3 separate regions of the Homo sapiens genome follow, and all the other regions are linked to region 1. Evidence: read pairs that join two places in POLR2A ChIA-PET (ENCODE). Cell type or tissue: PC-9. All regions are shown on one strand.

Region 1 (8,000 bases):
AATCTCCCTTAGGAAATTCAAGGCTGTGCCTCAGCTTGGCCAGGACATGTAACTTCACACTTGCCCTTCAAGAAATAAAGTCTCACTGGGCACGGTGGCTCATGCCTATAATCCCAGCACTTTGGGAGGCCGAGGCGGGCGGATCATGAGGTCAGGAGACCGAGACAGAGGTGAAACTCCATCTCTACTAAAAATACAAAAAATTAGCCGGCTGTGTGGTGGGTGCCTGTAGTCCCAGCTACTCGGGAGGCTGAGGCAGGAGAATGGCGTGAACCCAGAAGGCAGAGCTTGCAGTGAGCCGAGATCGCACCATTGCACTCTAGCCTGGGCAACAGAGCAAGACTCCATCTCAAAAAAAAAAAAAAAAAAAAAGAAATAAAGTCTTTCCAGCCAGGAAGCAAATGAAGGTGAATGGTAGGATTACTAGGTCAAGTAGCTAAAACGTCCCTATTTCTATTAAAACAAAGAAAACTACAAAAAGGGTTCGATTTAAAGATGGTGTTTTGGACTAAACTGTGTCTTCCCCAAATTTATATGCTGAAGTCCTGACCCCAGTACTTCACCATGTGACTGTATTTGTTTTTGTTTTGTTTTTTTCAACACAGTCTCACTCTGTCACCCATGCTGGAGTGCAGTGGTGCGATCTTGGCTCGCTGCAACCTCTGCCTCTCGGGCTCAAGCGATTCTTGTGCCTCAGCCTCCTGAGTAGCTGGGACTACAGGCATGTGCCACCTACCCCCAGCTAATTTTTTTTGTAGTTCTAGTAGAGACAGGGTTTCACCATGTTGGCCAGGCTGGTCTTGAACTCCTGGCCTCAAATGATCCATCTGCCTCGGCCTCCCACAGTGCTGGGATTACAGGTGTGAGTCACCATGCCCGGCCACAGTGTGACTGTATTTGGACACAGAATCTTTAAAGGGTAATTAAGATAAAACAAGGTCATATTGATGAGCCTAATCCAACATGACTGGTATCCTCACAAGAAGAGATCAGGACGGAGACATGCATATGGGGAAGGCCATGTGAAGACACAGGGAGAGGAGGGTCACCTACAAGCCAAGCAGAGGCTTCAGAAAGAGCCAACCCTGCTGACACCTTGATCTTGAACTTCCAGCCTCCAGAACTGTGAGACAACGCATTTCTGTTGTTTATGCACCCCAGTCTGTGGTACTTTGTTATGGCACCCCTAGAAAACTAATACAGATGGCTAGTGTAATAAACTTAAAACTCAAATTTTACATGCAACTTTAAATATACCAGTTCCTTCTTATATAAAACTTCAGTAAGATTTCTTATTAAAAATGTTTAAACTGTGTTGTCTACTACAGTAATTTGCTAGTTTGATTTTATAAAGTATTCTCAAATTAAATGTGAAACTAACCATCAAAAATGTCATATTACACATTTCTGACACTAATACATCGTTTTAAGTTATATACTACGGGGGTCAGGAAGCTTTAAAACTAACCTACCATAAAATGCCATTTCTGTCGTTTAATATTTATGGCCTGTTAACAGAAACTTCTAAGTTAGTTCGGACATACTTTTATTAGGCTTAAAAATAGGCATCTAAAAATGCCACTAAATCTACTTTTAACAAATGAATTTTAAAACTTTCACTATAAATGAAGATGGAAGACTTTACAAAGCTGACAGAGGCACTTTATAATAAATAGGTAACTACACAAAAATATGAAATAACTGAACATCCTGCCCCTTAGGTGAGAAAGGTTAAGATGGAAGGTTTTTTTCCATGAGTGGAGTTAATTGAAAACACAATCCTTCTTTACGTTTCCTTTTTCCTAATACAGCTCACACACATTCTATTTATACTTTTAAAAGTACTTGTTTAATAAACTCAGAAAACTGTCGCTAGTCCTGCAGCATGACATAGGAGAATCGAAGCTCAAAACTTTTATCTTTAGCCCAGGAGTAAACTATTTCAATAATCATTTATTTAAAGGACTGAAAGTCAATTTCATCATCCTCCCTTTTAACATTGTTTCTTAGAATCTTGCTACTTGAGAAATACCTAAAGTAAAACTGAATAGAAGCAAAACAAAAATGTAACATTAAGGTCCTGACAAATCATTTTAGGGGATATTTAATGCAGAATTCCAAATTTTGTTTTTCATGGCACTCAATAAGACTTAAAAATTTTTATATTCATGTCTGGGCAAAAAGAGGTCTCACAGTTCTATATTATAGATATGAAAAGTACTTGTAATGCCTGTAATAAAAGTATTGTTAAAATATTTCTATTTACCTGGTAGATTGGTCACTAGCTGGCCTCTGATAAAATCATCTACTTCTTCTGGTTTTAGGTGGTACTGCCCATCTGGTTTTGCTTTTCTAGTTGCCATTCTAGCCAGGAGAATATTAGAACCTATTAAAAAAAAAAGTCATCCAAGAAATAGTCACAATTATTTTTTAAATTTCTCAACAAAGATCTCTTCATACAGGTTATCCATCAAGTTTCTAAAAACAATGAAAATAAATTTTGATTATTTCAAATAAGGTGTAGAATTTTGCTAAGTATTTAGATTATAACCAACAGAGTACCTGGACAGAGGTTTCTCTTTGCTCTAACGCAAGTGCCACTTCAGCATCTAACCAGAAGCAGGAATAGAGAAAGCAGTCCTGATTTTTTTTTTTTTTTTTTTTTTGGGGGATGGAGGCTCACTCTGTTGCCCAAGCTGGAGTGTAGTGGTTGTGATCTCAGCTCACTGCAAGTTCCGCCTCCTGGGCTCCAGCCATTCTCCTGCCTCAGCCTCCCGAGTAGCTGGGACTACAGGCGCCCACCACCATGCCCGGCTAATTTTTCTGTATTTTTACAGACGGGGTTTCACCATGTTAGCCAGGATGGTCTCGATCTCCTGACCTCATGATCCACCCGCCTCAGCCTCCCAAAGTGCTGGGACTACAGGAATGAGCCACCGTGCCCAATCAGCAGTCCTGATCTTCAGAGTGGGTGTCTGTAGGAATTGAAGGCCATGATCAAAGAGTAGTTCATGTTCCCAACCACAGGAGACAGAGGAGGTAGGGAAATGACAATAAAAAGTGCGCGACTGGACTGGGGAAACCAGAAAGCCCAAAGCAGCAGTGGGAACTGAGGGTAGAAGAGTCCTCAAAACACAGAGACAGGCAGTGAGGTTCACGGTGTAGGTGTGGGCAGGGGCCACAGAAGCAGTGGAGGAAAAGGGCACCAAGCCCTGAGAAGGGGCAGGGATCTGCAGAGCTCAGCTGCTAGGTGGGCTTCTCCGTGAATAATAAAATCTCCAAAGGGAAGACTTATATTGAGGACATATCTTGGTTTTATAGAAGACTTATATAAACAGAGATTCACGAACAGGGAAAGTTCTGGGAAGTCACACCAAAATGATAAAAGTAGTGAGTTCAGGGGAGGGGAAAGGCACTGAGGAGTGGAAATATAAAGTGGGACTTTGGCATTACATATGCTTGAACTTAAAAGAATGGATTCACATGATCACTTATAAATGAAAATTAAGGACAATTAAAAACAAAAAAATAAAATTGTGCCTGACAATGGAATATAGAATTCCTAAGTGAAATGTTACCAATGTCTGTGGGCCAACATCAGGGGGTAAAAGGTAGGCTAGCCAGTAGCTGTAGGAATGCTGGGAATGTATTAATCATACTTTTTATTTTCTGTATCTCGCAGTGTTTTGAAATCTTAAAAATCCTGCTGGCTGGGGAGAGACTGCCCTCCCAGGGCTGGCTAATTCCTAAAGACAGTAAACCTCTTACCTGGAAGCACACTTGTCATATGCAACCTAACCACCTCCTGCCCTAAATTGTCCCAGGGCCAGCTACCAGGCAACTAGGGACCACCCCTATAGCCCAGAGCCCACCAGAATTACTCAAACTAGCCACTCCTAAAGTGTTTCCTCAGCCCTGCCTTGCCTTTCTGAAAAAAACCCTAACAAAGGCTCTGGAGCCTAGGCGCTCCGTCTGCCACTCCTTCAGCTTCTGTCTCCTAACCACCCTGGTGCTTCCCCAGTAGTCCTGTGTAGCACGGTGTGCCCCTCCTCTCGGGAAATGGAAGTAACAAATTCTTCTTTCAATGGCATTAGCCTCTCTGCATCATCACTCAGTCATTAGTAAATTTCATGGGTACAAAGGAGACAGGGAACTTTGGAAGAAGAAGGGTTTTTGGATGAAGATGGAGGAATAATGGTTGAAAGTGACAATGGCAAGCTAAGACAGTTAACTTTACCTTCCAAGCCTGTGGTATACTGAGTATGGCAGGGACAAACTGGCTCTAGTAACAGAATGGCAAGAAAAGGGGTATCTTGCCAGAAGGTAATGAGTGGGTTAAGAAAGGAAGAGGTGACTCAGGGAAGCTTAAGTATGAAAGAGTTCCAGAGGACACGGCTGGAAGAATCAACAAAAAAGCAGGGTAAGTGCTGGGAGCAGCTGTGGAAACAAAGTACAAGGTTTAAAGACAGCATGGATGGAGATGGAGGAGAGACTGGACAGTTACTGAGAGCACTTGGAGTCAGGGTGACTTCTAGAACTGAGTGAAGACAGGAATAGCTCCATGTGCCGGGAGGCTGAAGTGCAGAGAGTAACAAGACTCAGACTTAACACGCAACTCTAAACCCATACCACCACCTAGCTTTAAATACGGTTTCCGTTCACTTTTGGGAAAAAAAAAACTGTTTACAAATGTTGAATGAAACCTTCCCAATTTTTTAAGAATAAGTAAGAAATATTCTAACTTATTTATTGCGAAGATTATCAACCATTTACTTATATTTCCAGCACTTATCTCGTGTGTCACACAATTGTAAGCAATGCTAAAAACGGTTTTACAAGTGAGAGGAAGCTAATAAAAAGAAAAACTCCATAAAATTAACTGATATTCAAGAATCTCAAAGCAACTCTTTTGAGTACAAGATAAGCTAGATACTAACCAATTCCAACAGAGGCAGCACATTTCGTCTGGTCTTTGATTTCCATACGAACAGCATTTGCAAATTCATCAGGAGTAAGTTTGGTCTCTGCAAGGATTTCGGTAATGTCTACCAGCGCTTCATCACAACTGACAGCTTCAATGTTATGAGTGTAGCTATCAACACAGAGCAAAGGCAACGAATCACAGCCACAGCCACCATCTGGTAGACCCAATGTTGCAAAATAGTCTTCTTATCCTCTCTTTTTTCTATTTCCTCACAAAGCATTTTAAATGAATTGGCTGAAGTACCATTTTAGTCACCCAACTTTTAACTGCAAAGTTAATTAGTGTGTTCTCTTTCTCCTTATTAACTACCAAAATACAGCATATTGGATAGGAAAATGTTTGAGGAGTAAAATAACCAACAAAAAAAATTTAAACACAAAAAAACAAAAACACAGCATAAATTATTATTTCAGTTTCTCTATACTGACAATACTTCTATAAACCTTTGAAGAGTTGAAAACCGGTGGGTGAATTTGAACTGTCAAAACATTTAATCTAATGGTTTATGAGAATCCTTTAAGGAACAGAAAAATTAGACAAATCAGTAATTGCTACTCTCCTAAAACCAAAATATCACAGTTAAATTCCACTCACTGTAGCAGGCCTAGAATACAGAAGGAAAAAGTGGCCAGTCATCCCAACTGCTTGTCTGAGAATAGTTATCTACACTCTCTGCATGTGGACATACTTTTTAAAAAATCATCTCATAGGATCTATCCACAAAAAGGATTTGTTTTAATTAGAGAAAAGAAAAAGGAAGACAAGAGTTGCTATGTGGCCCCCATGCTAATACGAGGACTAAGAAATCACAAAATAGAACTGGACCAGAAATGGGAGGAAACTTTCCCAAGAGGCCTCAGGATCAAAACTATGTCTTTCATAATCCACTTGGTAATGTAGACTAGGAGGGCGGTCCTCATCTCTCACCTACACCTTACTGTAGGTAGGTTACAATCAGATTAAGATCTCTATTAAAGAAATAATCTATTAAAGAAATAAGTATGTTTTGTTTAGGCTTAAAGTATGACATTTTTAAGAACAGAAGGGTATATCTGGTATGAGGTATTTTGCTTCAGAGTGAAAGCTGCCCTGAGACAGGGAGAATATGAAGCTGAGATAGGATTTCCCAAGGGTGGTAGAAGAACACTACTGTGGATATTTTTCCCCTAAGAATAGAAACATGCCACTGAAACTGTCTCCAGCCTTCTACTGGGACCGTGTGCATGTGACTGTGTAGGAGTATAGGTCACAGCTCTCTCTCACATCCTCATAACCTCAGGCACAGGCTGATGCTTGCTCTAGGGCTTCAATACCCAGGACACAGGAGCACCACAGTACTGACCTCAGTCACCCATCCCTATCTAGCCCTCGTTTGGATGCTACCACTGACTTCCTCCTTTCAAAGAGGATTTAAAGCACGTTCCACTTGACAATACCAACATTCCTGTATTTGGGATTTATTTATTTAGTTACCCAACTTATAACTGGAAAGTTAATTAGTGTGTTCTCTTTGTGTTAATAGAATAGCTATAATAAGTGTCTTATCATTCAGCACTCACTCCTACATAATGACGCCAGGAAATAATCAGTTCCTTCACATTTTCTCTCTCTCTCCTACTAAAGCAAGCTCCCACAAGGGCAAGGATTAGATATTCCCTTCTGGACTAGCAGCATCTAGCAGTCACCTGTACTTAGCAGATACTGGTGTTCAAATTAACGCATAAAAAGGAAGAGGCAGAGGTGAAAACAGAGGCAAGAAGTCTATCTCTTGGAACATTAATACTGCCCAGGAGTTGACAAACCTTGGCCTAACATCCAGTAAATGCATTTTTACTGGAACTACACCAAGCCCATTCATATACATTCCCCGTGGCTGCTTTCCATTCACAACGCAGAACTGAGAACTTCTGTTGAGTGACAGAAACTTTATCTGGCTCCCTTCAGAAAACTATGCTGACCCCTGGTTTACAGCATAATAGGCTGGTTATACTTTTAAGAAATTTGAGTCCTGAGTTAATATGGAATATATCTACACTTTTAAATATTTTTAAATACATCTACAATTTTAAATATTTTTAAAATTAATCACCTTTTCTCAAGCCAACTCATCAACCATTTTGAAACTATTATTAAAGACCCACTTTTATGAAAACTAACTTTTGGCATATCCAATGATTTTAAGAAGATAAAGGTTTTAAAGTGTCTCCACTTGTTATCAACCCATCAGTTCTAATTTTGAACAAAACTATAATTAAAATGAAATAAAAGAGAAAAACCAGGTTAAAAAATTCCATCCTTCATCTATCTGGCTCCATGGGAAGAAAACCAGAACCACAGACTAGAAGTAATATAAGCAAATAATCAGATCTTACATCAACCAAGGAAGCACATGAACAATTTTGGCAATACAAAACTATCCTTTGAGATTGAGCTACCTGGAAATTGCCCAAAGAAAGGTCTCAAACTGGGATGCTGAGGAGTGGTTCCTGGAAGATAAAATTCTAACAAAAGTGATCCTGACAATCCTAAAGAAAACTTGAACTGTCTTTACTATTAGCTAAAAGAAGGAAAACACAGACACAAAATGACAGTTTGATACACTGTACCTTGCCAATGTTTCATACAATGTTTGTGCGACTTCCTTATATGCATGAAAATCGTATGGAACAGCTTGAAGATTAGGACATAGTTGTTTAGCATGCCCAAAAAACATTCCGTTCTTAATGCCAAGTTGCCTAGAGCGAGAACAAAACACAATGGAGGTTATTCTAGGAAGTTTTCAACTCAAATATTTATCAAATATGTTGATATCTCCCCATGCCACTAATTTATAATTTCCACTTAACTCCATTCTCATTAGGGATTAAAGATAGGCATTAAAATTTACAGCCTTGTTTTCCCCCAAAAGTCACAACTGTCTGAATAGTGTAAATGACACATGTAGATGTGCCAACTATGTCATTAAAATACCAGGTTTGGCTCTTGTATCTGAAGCTTTCTCCTAAAACTCATACCT
Region 2 (8,000 bases), 1.4 Mb after region 1:
TAACAATTTTAAATACTTATAATATGTCAGAAGCTGTGCTAAGCCATTTACAAGCCAGGTCTCATTTAGGCCTCACCATAACCTTATGAAGTTGGCAATATTATTCCCCCTATTACACAACTAAGGAAACGGAAGTTCAAAGAGCTTAAGGGGCTTGCCTGGGGTCACACAGCTTGCATGGGACAGAGTTTGTATCCAAGTCTAAGTGTGGAAGCCAAACTCTAAGTGGCTTGATTAAATTGTCTCAGATTCTAAAATGCATGTGCACTGGAGCTGGTTCAAGAAACCATCCAAGCCCAAAGCAGAGCTAAGGGGTGTCTCTCTCTTGGTCTTTTGATGACTGTCCTCATGTCCTCACCCTGTACACAGCCATTTCTGCTTCCTTATAACTTTGACTCACAAAGGCTTGCCCTGGCCCCCACATCAGCCCCACTGCACCCTTATAATTGGAAGCTTACTGCTAATAAGCCCTATTCCAAATTCCTGTGAAAAGAACCTTCGCAGCCCAGCTCATCCTTTCAGGCCAGGATCACAGTTCAGAGTCCTCTGGCCAACCAGCCTTAAGGTGCCCCGATCCAGTGAGCAACACCAAGGTGGGTCCCATGGAGCAGAACATCGCCACTGCCGCAACAGGGGCCAGGGAAGGGTGGATGTCCCTGGAAGGAGAAGGGATGAGTGGCCAGAGAAGGCAAAGACCAGGGTCTCTAGCACACGCCAACAGGGCAGAGCATTTCTCATAAGGGCCTCCTCCCAAATCCAGTCTGCTCCTGCAGAAGTGGGGACTGAGAACCTACATGGTCTATTGATGACCAGACGGCTGATGGTTAGGAATGAGGACTATAGTGGACTGGTCAAAATTTATCAACATCTGTCCTTGTCCCAACCTCAACAACCACATTTCTATTGATGTCTTTTCTCTAACCACTCAAATCTAAAACTTCAGTTCTCCTCATTCTCTTCCTTCCTGGGCCTCCAAGACTAATCACCTTTTGGTTTGTTTGTTTTTCAATTCTCCCTAATAAATAGCTCTAGAATTCACTCTAGGTTTCCATTTCTGTATCTGTCAACTGAGTCCAGGCCCATATCTCAGGTTGCATCCATTGAACAAAAAATAGCAACACAGCGATCACAGCAATTCTGTAAGGAAGAACTACTATTATCCCCTTGTGACAGATAAGAAAACTGAGGCCAAGAGAAGCTAAGGGGCTTGTTTTAAGTCACATGGATCAGAAGTAGTGGACAAGGATTCAGACCCCTGCAGATATTCCTCTGCTCTTAAGCTCTCAGAGCCCTGCTGTGTGCCTGATGCTAGGAATCATGGATAATGCAGACAGGGGTCCTGCTCTCCCACCGCTGACAGCCTAGTACACAAAACAGGCCATACCCAAAGAGACAGAGAGATAAAGGTCTCATTACAAATGGCACAGGAAAGAGAACCAAGCATACCTGCTTGCGAGGTGGCCCCTGACTGGCATCTGGGAACCTGGCTCCCAGCACACTCCGAGTCAACAGCTAGCTGATGAGCTGACTCCTTATGCCTAGCTATGAAAACAATATGGTCTAGGCTGAACACTGCCTTTCTTCTAGGGGTGTGAAATTTGGCATGTGCTAGGCAGAGGATGCCTAGATAAACAGTCCCCAAGAAAAACTTTGGGTGCTGAGTCTCCACTGGGCTCCCCTGGGCAGAATCCTCACACATGTGCTGCTGCATTTTCACTGCTGGGGGAGGAGCGTGCATTGTGGGACCCTGCCATGGGAGGGAGAGCATCGGGAAACCATCCATGTGTTCTCCAGACTCTGCTTCTTTTCCCTTGTGATCCAGCTGTAGATCTTTGTTACGTCACTGTCATCAATCTTAGCTGTTAACACAACTATACGCCAAGTCCTGTGCATCCTTCCAGCAGATCTCAAATGTAGGGATGGTCTTGGGGATCCTCAACACTCCAACCATGGTAAATGCCACGAAGGAAGAGCACAAGTGATGTAAGGAAGACAGCAGGGGCCTCGTTAGCATGGGGGGTCCAGAAGAACCCTCTGTGGGAGTTCTATGTCAGCCAGTCCTAACGATAACGAGAAGTTCACGGGAACAAGAGCAGGAGGCACATGCTCCCGACAGAGGAAAAGCATGATCAAGAACATGATGGCCCAGTACGTGGCTCCCTAGAGAGCTGAACTACCTCCAGCCAGTGACATCCCTGAAAGCTGGGAGGTCCTTTGATGTCAGAGCTGCAGACAGATGCTGCTCCAAGGGCCTCGGGCCAGGGCCAGGAGTTGAACTTTATGCTACTCCCACTGGAGAGCTATAGAAGGTGTTTGCATGTAGGGAACATGATCCATGCACCTTTTTCAAGGCCCATTCTAGCTGCTATGTGGAAGATGGATTAGAGGGAAAGAGGCAGAAGCCAGGGAGCAGTCGGAGCCCACTCACAATCAAGGGGTACACAAGGCTATACATGGGTGATAGCTGCACTAGAGGATGGGATTTCAGGGGCAAAAAGGTTCAGACAGCAGCCTCCAAGTTGTCTCCCGCCCCCCGCCCCCCTCCAGTGCTCAGCCCATTTGACCCCTAGTCTGCCTGGGAACCCAAGGCTATGGCTCCCACCTAGAGACACAGCCCTACAGCTCCCACGGCCCTGGCGGAGCTTGTCTGTGTAACACAGCAGCCTGAGATGATGTTCTCAGTCTCCGGCGCCCGCGGGATATAAGGTTGCCAGCTGTCCTTCTGCAGAGATATTCTCCTTTAGTTTGACATTTTGTTCTTCGTGTGTTTTTTCTGAAGGGTGTTAAGATTTCTCCTCTTTTATGACAGCAGGCTGATAGTTGATGGGGGTTCGCTGTGTGTCTCATGGAAAAATTAAGTTGGCAACCATGTTCGTTCCTCTCCACCTTAGCTCTACTTCTCTAAAAAAAAATAATGCCATGCACAGTGGTTCACGCCCATAATCCCAGCACACTGGAAGGTCCAGGTGGGAGGATTGCTTGAGGCCAGGAGTTCAAGATGACCCTGGGCAACATAGCAAGACCCTATTTCTACAAAAAATTAAAAATTAGCTGACTGTGGTGTCATGAGCCTGTAGTCCCAGCTATTCAGGAGGCTGAGGCAGGAGGATCGCTGGAGCCCAGGAGATGAAGGCTGCAGTGAGCTATGATCACGCCCTGTACTCCAGCCTGGGCAACAGAGCAAGACCTTGTGTCAAAAAAAAAAAAAAATCAGTGATTTGTGAAATCCAGAGGTCTGGTGACCACTTAATTGGGGGCAGAGTCCAAACTCCTTCCTCTGGCATGAGGCTCTCTACAATTTTGCCTGCACCTGCCTTGACCTTTCCAGCCTTCTCTCTCACCATTCCCCCACCCTCTGCTCCTGCCAATGGACAGAGTCTCTTGGCTTTTCACCCCATCTTTCCCCTAGGCCAGGCCTGTCCTTTCCTGGTTGCCTCAGCCTACAGCAATCTCTCCCTCTCAACTGCCTCCTCTCAATCAACTCCTTTCTCCTTGGACAGTGCTTTCATTGGGCCAGTTTGCCCTTTCCTGCATTTCTGCCTGTGTTCCAAACCCTACCTTCTGGGAGGCTGGCATTGCCCAGTCTCTACAACGCCCTCTTCCCACACAGCCTGGCAAGGTGGATCTACGAGAAGGTGCTCCCCTCCACCTCTCTCTGCAGCCTCCCCTCGAGCTGAGCTGATGATGTCCAGGTTGTGGTTGTCTCACCAGCAATGAGAGCCAGGAGAGGAAATGAGTTTCAAGGTTTGAAAGGCCACATTCACAATCATTAAGAGGGGAAGTAAGCAAGAATCACTCCCCTGTGTTATCCGGTTGCACAATCCTAGAACAAAGAGGCCACTGATAGGAATTACAGGAAAGTCGGTGCACAGCTAATGCAGAGAGAATTCGGTTTGCAAACTCCACCTGTCAGGATGGAGGCCTCGGAACATGGTTAGATGATTCTAGGGCAGTAGAAATAGTTCTCTGACATAATTGTAGTTATGCAAGCTATAATAATGATACACTTCCTTAAAAACTTGGATTTTAGAATATAAATAGATTGCTTTCAGGGGATTAGAAAAGCTCTTCCCACAAAGGCTTACCTGCTTCCCCAGCAAAGCATATCTTGGGAGCTTCATTTTTCTCAAGTGCCAATGTCATCATCCCAAGTAAAACATTTTTTAAAAAATAGGTAAAAATAAATCTTCAACCTATCAACAGGCCAGCCACGTACTCAGCACTGGGTTATAGGCTGTCCAAAATACAAGTTTAGCTTTAGTTGGGGATATATGAAAAAAACGATAAACAATGTAAAACTGAATATTCTTGAAATCTGCAAAACTGATGACGAAGGCCTTGTGCCATGTGTAACTCAATGTCCTTTACACGAGGACTTAGTGGTAAATTCTGCTTAAAATGTAAAGTCAAGGAAAACGTTTTCTAAAACAATAAGCAGACCGGGCACGGTGGCTCATGCCTGTAATCCCAACACTTTGGGAGGCCAAGGTGGGAGGTTCACTTGAACCCAGGATTTTGCGACCCCCTTGGGCAACATAGTGAGACCTGGTCTCTACTAAAAACCGAATAACAATAATAATAAGTAAAGCTTTCCCAAATGAGGAGTGCCTGCAGCCGCCGGCTCTACGGCCCATGGGCAATACGCTGCAGGCTGCCCGGCCCCAGCCTGATGCTGCATCAGCCTCCCCAGGGTCAGCTGCCCTCACCTACTTGCCTGTCTCCACCCAGCCGCCAGGGTTCCAGCAGCTGCTGCCTCCCCCTCTCCTGTGGGACTGAATGATTCTGGCTTCTCCTTTGCCTGGATCTGTCTTTGCCCCCTTTACCCTTCTTTGAGTGTCTCACAGCCTGGGTAGGGGAGCACCTCTCTCCTTCTCCCTCCCCAGTCCCCAGCTCCCAGTCACCACTGAGGCAAAGCCTGGGGCCTCTCTTGCCCAAGAAGGGAGAACTACAGTGTTGATCTATCTCAGTCTGTCAGGGGCACAGAGAAAAGTGTTATGTTAGACTCCCTCAGTTGTCCAAACAGCCTGCCCCTCCCTCCGTTCCTCCCTTCCTTCCTTCCTTCCTTCTTTCCTTCTTTCTTTCCTTTCTTGTTTTAAGTTACCACTTTATTATGTAAATAAAACTCAAACAGAAAACTGCGCAAAATGAACATGCAGCTGAATGGATTAGGGTAGGGTGAACCCCTGTAACCAACTCTCCCTGCTCTCCCCGCCTACCTCCCACCTCAGGAAAAGCAACTCCATTCACCCAGTGCTGTGTCTAGAATCACTGGCCTCCTCTCAGTTCGCTTTCTCCTTCAAACCCACAGCCATCCAGACCTGTTGATTCTGTCTTCCCAGGCTCTCCCCGTCCGAGTGCTGAGCCTGGATGGGGCCAGCCCCAGTCTCTCCCCACTGTCCTTTCTGTTGCAAGAGGCCTCTGAGCCCTGCAAGCCCCCAGCTCAGCCATGGGAGGTTGTAAGAGATGGGGGTGGGGACAGTGGGGAGCCTTGGGCACAGTCAGGGGCAGTGGCTGCAGAGAGGCCTCTCCCTGGCTCCAGCTCCCATAGGATAGACCCATGGGGGCCTCAGAGTCATCAACACCACCTTTGTCTTCCTCTCCTTGTTGGGGGGTGGGAGTGGCTTCCTGCCTCCCCACCCTGATTGCCATGCTGGCTCCCCTCTCACCAGAGTAATCAATCCCGGCATTCGACCCCTCTGTTGTAGAGGCACTTACTCACCCCTTCTCCACAGCCCTCACCCCTCCCTGCAACAGCCTCCTTGCAGGCCTCCAGAGCTGCTCCGCTCTTCCCTCCCAAACATGACTGACCACACGTCTGGTGTGACTAGAACAATATAACTGGCACACCGTCCCTGCGTACTTACACACAGACGCCTCATTCTCAAAATTATCCTGGGTGGGATAGTAAATTATGAGGACTTCCTACCCCACACTTCATTCTCGCCACAGTGGCCTTCAAAAACACAAAGCAGATCTCATCATTCTCCTGCTCAGAATCCTCTAAAACATGCCCATTAAGATGGCTAGTATTAAAAAAAAAAGAAGGCAATAACAAGCACTGGCAAAGGCGTGGAGCAATGGGAACCCTTGTGTATTGTTGGTGGAAGTGTAAAATGATGCTGCCGCTATGGAAAACAGTACGGCGGCTCCCCTCAAAATTAAAATGGAATTGTCATATTACCCAGCAATCTCACTTCTGGGTAGGCAGCCAAAAGAACTGAAGCCAGGTGCAGTGGCTCACGCCTGTAATCCCAGCACTTTGGGAGGCTGAGGTGGGTGGGATCACTTGAGGTCAGGAGTTTGAGACCAGCCTTGCCAACGTGGTGAAACCCATCTTTACTAAAAATACAAAAATTAGCTGGGCACAGTGGCTCGCGCCTGTAATCCCAGCACTTTGGGAAGCCAAGGTGGGCAGATCACTTGAGGACAGTAGTTTGAGACCAGCCTGGCTAACACGGTGAAATCCCATCTCTACTAAAAATACAAAAATTAATCGGCATGGTGGTGGATGCCTGTAATTCCAGCTACTCAGGAGGCTGAGGTACGAGAATTGCTTGAACCCGGGAGGTGGAGGTTGCAGTTAGCCGAGATCGTGCCACTGCACTCCAGCCTGGGCGACAGAGAGACTCTTGTCCCCCACCCAAAAAAAAAGAATAGTTAAAATGGTGGCCAGGCGCAGTGGCTTAAGCCTGTAATCCCAGCACTTTGGGAGGCCGAGGCGGGAGGATCATGAGGTCAGGAGATTGAGACCATCCTGGCTAACACAGTGAAACCCCGTCTCTACTGAAAATACAAAAAAATTAGCCGGCCGTGGTGGCAGTCGCCTGTAGTCCCAGCTACTCAGGAGGCTGAGGCAGGAGAATGGCGTGAACCCAGGAGGCGGAGCTTGCAGTGGGCTGAGATCGTGCCACTGCACTCCAGCCTGGGCGACAGAGTGAGACTCCATCAAAAAAAAAAAAAAAATGGTATACAAATCTTGGATGATATTCCATTGTATGGGCCACATTGCATAGACCACATTTTGTTCAACCACTCTTTTGCTGATGGACACTTGAGAGGGGACTCCCCTCTTGGCTGTTGTGAATAACATTCCTATCTCAAATACCTAAGAAAACAAGAGTGTCAAGTCCTGCAGCTGAAAGTGCCCTCCCACGTGAGTATATGTCTCCTCCCAAGCATGACTCTTGGAAAGGAGGGAGTGAGCAAGAATGAGGCCTGGGGAAGAAGGGGTCTGGGACGGACACCAGGAAAGGATGGAAGGTTCTGGATCTCAAGGAACCCACAGTGGCTCTCTGGAAAGATGGCCAAGTTGAACTTTGTCCCATTCCTGGCTGAGTTCTCCCACTTTCCCACTCTCACCCTATGAGAGCTGATTCGAGAACAATAGGTTTTGATCAACACCTGACTGACATCTACGAATGTGGTTTTTTAGGGTCAACATCTCCCGGATGTAACAACTAATTTGGAACATAAAGAAAATGAGAGAGAAACCCTTGTCCAACATGTTATTGAATCATGCATTGTTTGCTTCAGATTCAGAGTTGGAAACAATCTGACTACCAGAAACCAAAAAGCAGATTAAAAAGGAATAACACTAATCAACATTGTTAAGCTTCTATCACGTGCCAGTCACTTCATATGCACTTTCTCTCAATTGCACAAAAAGCCTTGCAAGGTGAGTATTACTGACACTGCATTACAGATGAGAAAACTGGGGCTCAGGGGGTTCATGAGCTCGCCCGAGTCTGACCCCAGAGCCTGTTCTCCTGGCTGTATATCATCTGCAGTTTCAGGGTCAAAGGCCGTTCTATTAAATCATCTGCACAGCCCGTTTTCGTACTTCAGATGAATAACCCTTTGGTTGATTTATAACTTTTAAAGTGTGACTAGTCAGTCATAATGGCTGACCAGAGCAACTTAGGCATGGTTTATGAGCAGAAATGGTATTACGAACAGAAAAGGTATATATTGTCTACTATATGCAGAGTCCAGGCTACAAA
Region 3 (8,000 bases), 220 kb before region 1:
TTCTGAAAAAAACTTTTTAAAAAACTAAAATTTTATTTTGTTTTTTTTTAATTGACACATAATAATTGTACATATTTATGGGGTACATAGTGACGTTTCAATATATATAAAGTATAGTGATCCGATCAGGGTAATTGGCATATCCATCATCTCAGACATTTACCATTTCTTCATGTTGGGAACATTCAACATCCTCCTCCTAGCTATTTGAAACTATGTGTTATTGTTAACTGTAGTTATCCTGCGGGGATATAGAACGCTAGAACGTATTCCTCCTATCTAAACGCATTTTCTTGTGTCACAGAATCAAGCCCTTGAAGTTGCCACAAGGACTTCCAGCAGAGGAGAACATGTCTAACACGTGCCTCAAAAGCACTGGGGAGTTAGTAGTGCAGTGGCATCTGAAACCTGTGGAGCAGAAAGCACATGAGTCCTAATGCCCCAGCAGCTTCCGATTGGAAAATGCAAATTGTTTTTATTTAAAGATGGTGAGAAAGTGTTTTCATTAAAATATGTTTTCAAAACCATTTTCAGGCCGGGCACGGTGGCTCACCTGTAATCCCAGCACTTTGGGAGGCCAAGGCGGGCAGATCACCTGAGGTCAAGAGTTCGAGACCAGCCTGACCAACATGGAGAAACCCCCATCTCTACTGAAAATACAGAATTAGCCAGGCATGGTGGCACATGCCTGTAACCCAGCTACTCGGGAGGCTGAAGCAGGAGAATCACTTGAACCCGGGAGGCAGAGGTTGCAGTGAGCTGAGATGGTGCCACTGTACTCCAGCCTGGGTGATAGGATGAGACTCCATCTCAGGGGAAAAAAAAAAATTTTTTTTTCACTGACTAAACCTGCTGCAGCTCTCTTTTACTACAGACTTGGAGATTTTAGTTTAATTTGGTTTAATTCTCTGTCCTTTCCCTTTCACTGTTTCACTCCAAAACATGTAAGAATGGCAATGTTTGAACATCTGCGTTTGGGTCTACTGCCACCTTAGCAAGCCTCATTAACCATTTTATAAAAATTGCGTTAGTATTGTTGTTGTTGTTTTTGAGACAGGGTCTTGCTCTGTCACCCAAGCTGGAATACAGTGGCATGATTTCAGTTCACTGCAGCCTCGACCTCCCAGGCTCAAGTGATCCTCCCACCTCAGCCTCCAGAGTAGCTAGGACTACAGGCAGTGTGCCACCACATCCAGCTAATTTTTTAAAGTTTTTTCATAGAGACAGGGACTCACTATGTTGTCCAAGCTGGTCTCAAACTCCTGGGTTCAAGCCATCCTCCCACCTCAGCCTCCCAAAATGCTGGGATTACAGGCATGAGCCACTGTACCCAGCCAAAATTGTTTTCTTTTTTAAGTGAATTCAACAATTTCTGTGAGTGGCTCTTTGCATGAACACTGTGCAAGGTGTTGGAGAAATCCAAAGCTGACCAAAACATGGTCCCCACCTTTTGGAGCTTACAGTCTGTTCTGGGGAACAGAGATTCAGCCAAAGTCAAGAAACACTGGATGCCAGCTAGATTATCTGTTCTGTGCTTTGGTGTCTATAAGTACATATGTGGATATGGGTTCATTTTATCCCTAAACTTAGTACCAAACCAGCATTTAATATCTAATTATAAATCTAATTTGGCCTAAACTTTATTATTGCACACTGCCTGAACAAAACCTATTTGTCTCTATGTAAATTTTTTCCTCATGGAACAAGGGTGTGAAATGAAAATATTTTAGGATTTATTCAAAAACAGACTATTCTGTTTTCAGCTTCAGAATTGTTCTTTGAATCCTAAGGAACCTCTGTCAACAGTTGAGGTTGCTGTTGAAAAGAAAGAAGAAGGAGGCGGAAATCTCTCAGGGAGAATTATTTCCTTTCTTTTCTATTTTAGATACCTGGAGGGGTGGGGAGAAGTAAGAATTGTAAGGGAGGTTCAGTAGTGGGGAATTCTGTGACAGCTGATTGAAGATGATGATGAAGAACCTCTGCATTCTAGTTACCCTTTGCTTCCCTTCACCTCTTGTAAAATTTGGCTTGGCAACAATGACATTGTCATGCTTATTGTCCCAATATCCATCCTGTCGTAGATCTTAATGTTTTTGATCGTTGCGTTAAAGTGGAAGTGCCACCCACAGTGAAACCAGATCCCATTAATAAATAAGCTTAAAGGCAACTGCAGTTTTAATTCCATAGTTATTGAATATCCAGTGTGTGTAAGGCCTGGAGGGGAGCCAAAGGACACTAACTTCTAAGAGCTCCGTCTAGTTGGAGAGAAACCTGTGTGCCACAACATACAGTGTCCTTGCTTATGTGGGGTCGAAGACATCTGTGAAAATAAAAGCAGCCTCTGCTAATTTAGCGCCATCTCTTTTACTGTGCTAATTTTTTTTTCTTTAGAGACAGGGTCTCACTCTGTCGCCCAGCCTGGAGGGCAGTGGTGTGATCGTAGCTCACTATTACCTCCAACTCTTGGGCTCAAGTGATCCTCCCACCTCAGCCTCCTGAGCAGCTAGGACTACAGATACATGCCACCGCTCCCGGCTAGTATTTTTTAAAATTTTTTGTAGAGCCAAGTGTTGCTATGTTGTCCACACTGATCTGGAGCTTCTAATCTCAAATGATTCTCCTGCCTCAGCCTCCCAAAGTGCTGGGAATACAGGTGTGAGCCACCATACCTGGCCTTACTGTACTAATATTAATATTGTGTAAATAGGGGAAAATACCATGGTTAATTTTTACTCAAACAGTAAGAAAGTTTGAGTAACTAATTTTAATCTCAACAGCCCATAGCTAGAAGAGGGGATCTAAATGTTAAGTTGAATATTTAGAAATAAAAGTGTCTACAAGAAGAAAAGTCTTTAGTGAAAATATGGGCATAGGCCAGCAGCATTAGCTTTCTATTGCTGCAGAACAAATTACCACAAACTTAGCTGCTTAAAACAACACACACTTATTGTCTCACAATGTTTGTGGGTCGGAAGTCTAGGCGTGGCTTAGCTGGGTAGTCTGTTTAGGATCTCAGTGCTGGAAAAACGTGTCTGGCCAGGTGCTCATTGTAGCTTTGACAGGGAAGGGATCTGCTCCCAAGCACTCTCAGGTTGTTGGCAGAATTTGTTTCCTTATGGCTGTAGGATTCATGGCAAGTTGCTTCTTCCAAAACCAGCATTGGAGACAGACTAGCAAGATGGGCACTACACTCTTAGATAATCAAATAAATGCAATCATGTGCCTCGTGTCACCTTTTTTGCATTCCATTCATTAAGAACAAGTTGCAGTTCCTACCTACACTCAAGGAAGGGAGGAATTACACAGAAGTGTGACCACAGGAGGCAGGGCTCATGGAGGCCTCCTTAAAGTCCCCCAGCCAAACCTGAAAAGTCAATCCTGGACCTTATCATAGTGGCTGTATAGTTTAGAAGGTTTCTTCAGATTGGCATTCCTTTGCCTCATATCATCACTTCAAAACCCTATAAGGGTTTGTTCCTCGGTCTTGACTTTGTGTCTTTGAGGATTGCTTTGTTTAGTGTCACCTGCCTTCTTTCAGGAGGTTTTGCCTGACATCTGGTGGTGACCGTGGCCACCAAGTCAACCCAAACACTACCTTTAAGGACGACTGCAGTTCTCTTAGGGTCTCCTCAATCTAAAATTGTACCTCTTTCAGGCCAAACACCTATTTTCTTCATTTTTTTTTTCTCATAAGAATGCTAGCTAGTATGCCTATTATCTAACTGGCACAGTTTCACCAAGGACAGTTTGGAACTACACAGGCCATTTTAGGGAGATTTTGACATGAACAAGATTGCTTCTTTGGGAGGTACCTTAAAATGAAAAGCAAAGAAACTTCCATGCGGAGATTGTCTTGTTTTTCTCAAAATGGGATAATTTTGCTTAACATAAGTAGTATCCCTTCCTTCCTTTCCATACTTTGAGAATTAATAAGGACTAGCTTTTTGATCACACAGCTTGATAAAATTTTCAAGGGTCCAAATTACTGTCTAAACCATTTGCCACTCTTTGTGTATATTTGTCAAAATCTGCTTTTCTATATCAAAACTTTTCTCTCAAGACCTGAGGGAATTAATTAATAAGGAATCCTTGGAACACTGGAAATTCTAAAATAAGAGTCAGATACAAAACACTGGTCACTAAAATTCTTACCTTTATGTATTAGAATGGCAATCAATGAACAAACTGAAAATGTCTTTGGATATTATTTCTGTTTATTTTTTGCCTCAAAATTATTAAATGACATGAAATAAGTGCTCAAGAAGAAAAATAAACAATTCTTCATTTCCTGTTCTCTAGTTTTCCGTATTACCTGGAAAAAAGAAAATTTGTTGGTCACTTTAAAGATAATATAAACAGCTGAACATGGTGCACACCCCGACTCCCCACCCCACTCCCATGCCTGTAATCCTAGCGCTTTGGGATGGCAAGATGGATCACTTGAGTCTAGGAGTTTGAGGCTGTGATGAACTATGATTGCACCACTGCACTCCAGCCTAGGCAACAGGGCGAGATCCTGTCTCAAAAAAGAAAAAAGAAAAACAGAGCGGTACAATTACTGTCTCCCAAAAGATTATTTCCATTATTCTAGATTCACCAGTCCTCCATACCTCTTTTCTTTTTATTATAAAGCTGAACAGGCACTAGGGTACTGATTGAACTAAGTGGAAATCACCAGGGGTCCATTGCTTATTTCGTAAGATCCAGTAGCCAAGACATACTCACCCCATCTGAGAACTATAGCAGTAGCAATAAAAGTGAAAACTTCAGTTGATTTAGTTCCAGGGTTTCCACTAAACTTGACAGCTTCCCATGCTGTGCTGTACAGGGTCTTCTACTGACAGTAAACTCGCAGGATTTTTCAGCTACTTACCTAGTCTCCCATGAATTTTGTTGCTTTGCTTTTACACATCACTGGCCTATATTACAACACTCTAAACTCAGCCACTTCCTTCACCCAAAAAAGCAACCGCCCATAATTGCTTACCCCTCTTAGGGAACGATCCATACCCTGCACAGACTTAGAGATTCCCTTGGAGAACTGATTTAATTGTGGTTTTAGATTATTCACACTTAAAAAGTGAAACTAAAAATTGCCAAGTACAGTCAGGCGTGGTGGCTCATGCCTGTAATCCCAGCAACTTGGGAGGCTGAGGTGGGGGGATGGCTTGAGGCCAGGAGTTTGAGACCAGCCTGGGCAACATAGTGAGACCCCATGTCTAAAACAACAAAACAAAAAATTTTAACTTAGCTGGGTGTGGTAGCACATGCCTGTAGTCCCAGCTGCTGAGGAGACTGAGGTGGGAGGATTGCTTCAGCCTGGGATTTCAAGGCTGCAGTGAGCTATGATTGTGCCACTGCACTACAGCCTGGGCGACAGACTCCCCTGGGGTGGGGCGGGGGGGAATGCTATGTAGACTATCATCATAGTCAAAGCTTTTCTCAGAAATCGTATTCATTTAGTTTGGCTAAATTAATTGCCCCCTCCCAGATCTGCCAAGTTACAAAAGTAAATATTTATATTGATACAATAGGAGGTATTTGATGTGGGGGTAGTGTATGACTTTGCAATGCTTTAGAAACAACAACAAAAATCACCTGACCACTACAGGAACCCCTGTAGAATTGACAATGAATTAAAGAGCCTTGACATGCTTTGCTGTTATGGAAGGAGATGGCCATAAGAAAAATGGAAATTAGCAAAACTATTTTGTGATATTACCCACAATAGCAGAGAAGAATTGGCAAAAGTATTGAACCAAGATTGATAGGGTAATTTAAGCATATTGCTGAGGATGTTTTGAATGTGTGTCCCACCTGCCAGTGACATAATCCTGACAAGATCGTTATAACAGGACCTAGGAATCTTGAGGCCCATTGAACACCTTGATTTTCTATCAGCTAGCCAAGGAGGACTTGATACTATCACAAACATTTCTTGCTGTACTTACACACTACAGGGCAAGCAAAACAGAAAATATTAAGATAAACAAAAAAGCCACCTGACTCCCTAAAAGACCCATCTGGATTCTGGGACATGTTTCTTCACCTGGGTTTTATAATCTGGTATCCCAGCATTAAGACCCGTTATAAGACTCATCATCCTTTTGTTTCTGGTAATGGCCTGTTACAGTTGGTTGATGTACACTGTCCAAAATCTGGAATGCTGCTCTGTACCCACTGTCAAGTCAAAGGTCTCAACAGCTCATCCTGCAACAGGAGAAGGGATTAGCTCTAGCCCAACTACAGACCATGCTTCCGGGACATCCTCCTGGTCTTGACAGTGGTGAAAATCTGGATGTCATGAATTCTGTGGCCTGACTTCACCTGCCCTTGACTAAAGAGGGGGATTGAGGAAAAGAAAAAGCAACTTCTGACAGCCAGGAACTGGCCTGGAACTCTCAGGCCTTGGTGTTTCCAGGAGCTGGCCTGGCCTCACAGGTGGTGTTCTTCTGTTGAACATAAGGAATTTCACAGAACATCAACATCAGATAAAGCTGCACTGAATGTAATGGATCATGGCAAAAACAAGACCACTCTAGAGTCATGTCTGAGCACAGACCAAAACATGAATGTGATTCAAGTCACAAAAATAACCAAGCATCCACCTATTCTGGCTAATGTGGGTCACTGCAGCTTTGCCAATCACAGCTTGAGCTTCATTTCATTTCTCCCTCCTTCTAGGTAACATTGATTAAGATACCAATCACAGAATCATCTTTCTCCTGACAGCATCCAATCCAGAGCAAAACCTACTTTTTGAAACACTCACCAAAATAACCTGATAAAAGCCCAGATCCTTTCCAAACCCCTCTTCCTGGACTGCTCCACATGGGGACATGGGGTGGTTCTCCTCACTGCAGTGAGCACAGGCCTTCACTTCTCAGTGGACCCGACCAGGCCTGTTTGTCACATCCCTGCTGGAGTGCCTCATGCAGGTCTGTTTGCCCACTCTGTCCCCTGTCTAGGCTCCCAGCAATTATCCCTCATGGTCTCCTCCTGATTAATGGGCCCTGCCCCACCACACTTTTTCCACCCCATCCCTGGCTTTCCTTCTGCCAGCACAGCCTTCTCTACTGTTGCCCCAGCTGTTCTCAGACATTTTCTCACTCCCACCGTGGTGGTAAGACTTACCACCTCTGCTCCAGAGTCTCAGGCCACTGTGTCCTCTTCACCATCCATCCGACCCCTACCATGTGCTTCCTCATCTTGGCCACCAGGGTCTTCTTGGTCATCAGACCCTACTTCTTTTTTTATTATTATTTTTAATTATTATGGATACATAATAGCTGTATAAATGTATGGGATACATGTGATGTTTTGATACAGGCACATAGTGTGTAATAATTGTATCCAGGTAATTGGTGTATTCACCACCTCGAGCATTTATTATTTCTGTTAGAAACATTCCAATTCAATTTTCAGTTATTTTTAATTATACAAGAAAAATTTGGGAGGCTGAGGTGGCAGGATCACTTGAGGCCAGGTGTTCAAAACCAGCCTGGGCAACATAGCAAGACCCCGTCTTTACAAAAAAAATTTTAAAAATGAGCTGGGTGAGGTGGTGCACACCTGTAGTCCTAGCTACTCAGGAGACTGAGGCAGGAAGATCACCTGAGCTCAGAATTTGAGGCTGCAGTGAGCTATGATTGTGCCACTGCACTCTGGCATGAGCAACAGAGTAAGACACTATCTCTAAAAAATAAAAAATATGTATATAATAAATTATTGTTGACTATGGTCACCCTGTTATGCTAATACTAGATCTTATTCACTCTATATTTTTGCACTCATTAACCATCTATACTTTTTCCCCCATCCCCACTACCCTTCCCAGTCTCTGGTAACCATTATTCTACTATCTCTATGATCTCAATTGTTTTAATTTTTGCATATGAGTGAGAACAAGCAAAATTTGTCTTTTTGTGCCTGGGTTATTTCACTTAACCTAATATCCTACAGTTCCATCTATATTGTTGCAAAAGTTGGGATTCCATTTT

The links. ChIA-PET counts read pairs that join two places held together with the same protein. Peaks named below come from ENCODE experiments on the same cell type or tissue, not always from the same donor. Only the 100,000 strongest peaks of a DNase experiment are listed, where the experiment ranks them.
Region 2: POLR2A ChIA-PET joins it to region 1 with 7 read pairs; 1 of 35 experiments calls an interaction of 5 or more read pairs at or near these places.
Region 3: POLR2A ChIA-PET joins it to region 1 with 5 read pairs; 3 of 35 experiments call an interaction of 5 or more read pairs at or near these places.

What each region holds. Positions count from the first base shown.
Region 1 is chr2:99,416,562-99,424,561 of GRCh38, forward strand. It overlaps REV1 (REV1 DNA directed polymerase), which reads right to left. Exons shown (of 23, transcript NM_016316.4): 10 at 7,591-7,719; 11 at 4,938-5,092; 12 at 2,267-2,386. Among named protein-coding and RNA genes, the nearest start is that of REV1, 69 kb to the right of the region's middle. RefSeq lists silencers at 6,165-6,214, 6,265-6,334. In PC-9, no CTCF peak of the experiment used is centred here; a DNase peak (open chromatin) is centred at 3,660.
Region 2 is chr2:100,777,060-100,785,059 of GRCh38, forward strand. No RefSeq gene overlaps it. Among named protein-coding and RNA genes, the nearest start is that of NPAS2, 39 kb to the right of the region's middle. In PC-9, no CTCF peak of the experiment used is centred here; DNase peaks (open chromatin) are centred at 3,842 and 7,092; H3K4me3 peaks cover 439 bases; H3K27ac peaks cover 3,859 bases.
Region 3 is chr2:99,195,269-99,203,268 of GRCh38, forward strand. It overlaps MRPL30 (mitochondrial ribosomal protein L30), which reads left to right. Exons shown (of 6, transcript NM_145212.4): 6 at 305-4,293. The coding sequence ends at 437. Among named protein-coding and RNA genes, the nearest start is that of MRPL30, 18 kb to the left of the region's middle. In PC-9, no CTCF peak of the experiment used is centred here; a DNase peak (open chromatin) is centred at 3,033; H3K27ac peaks cover 464 bases.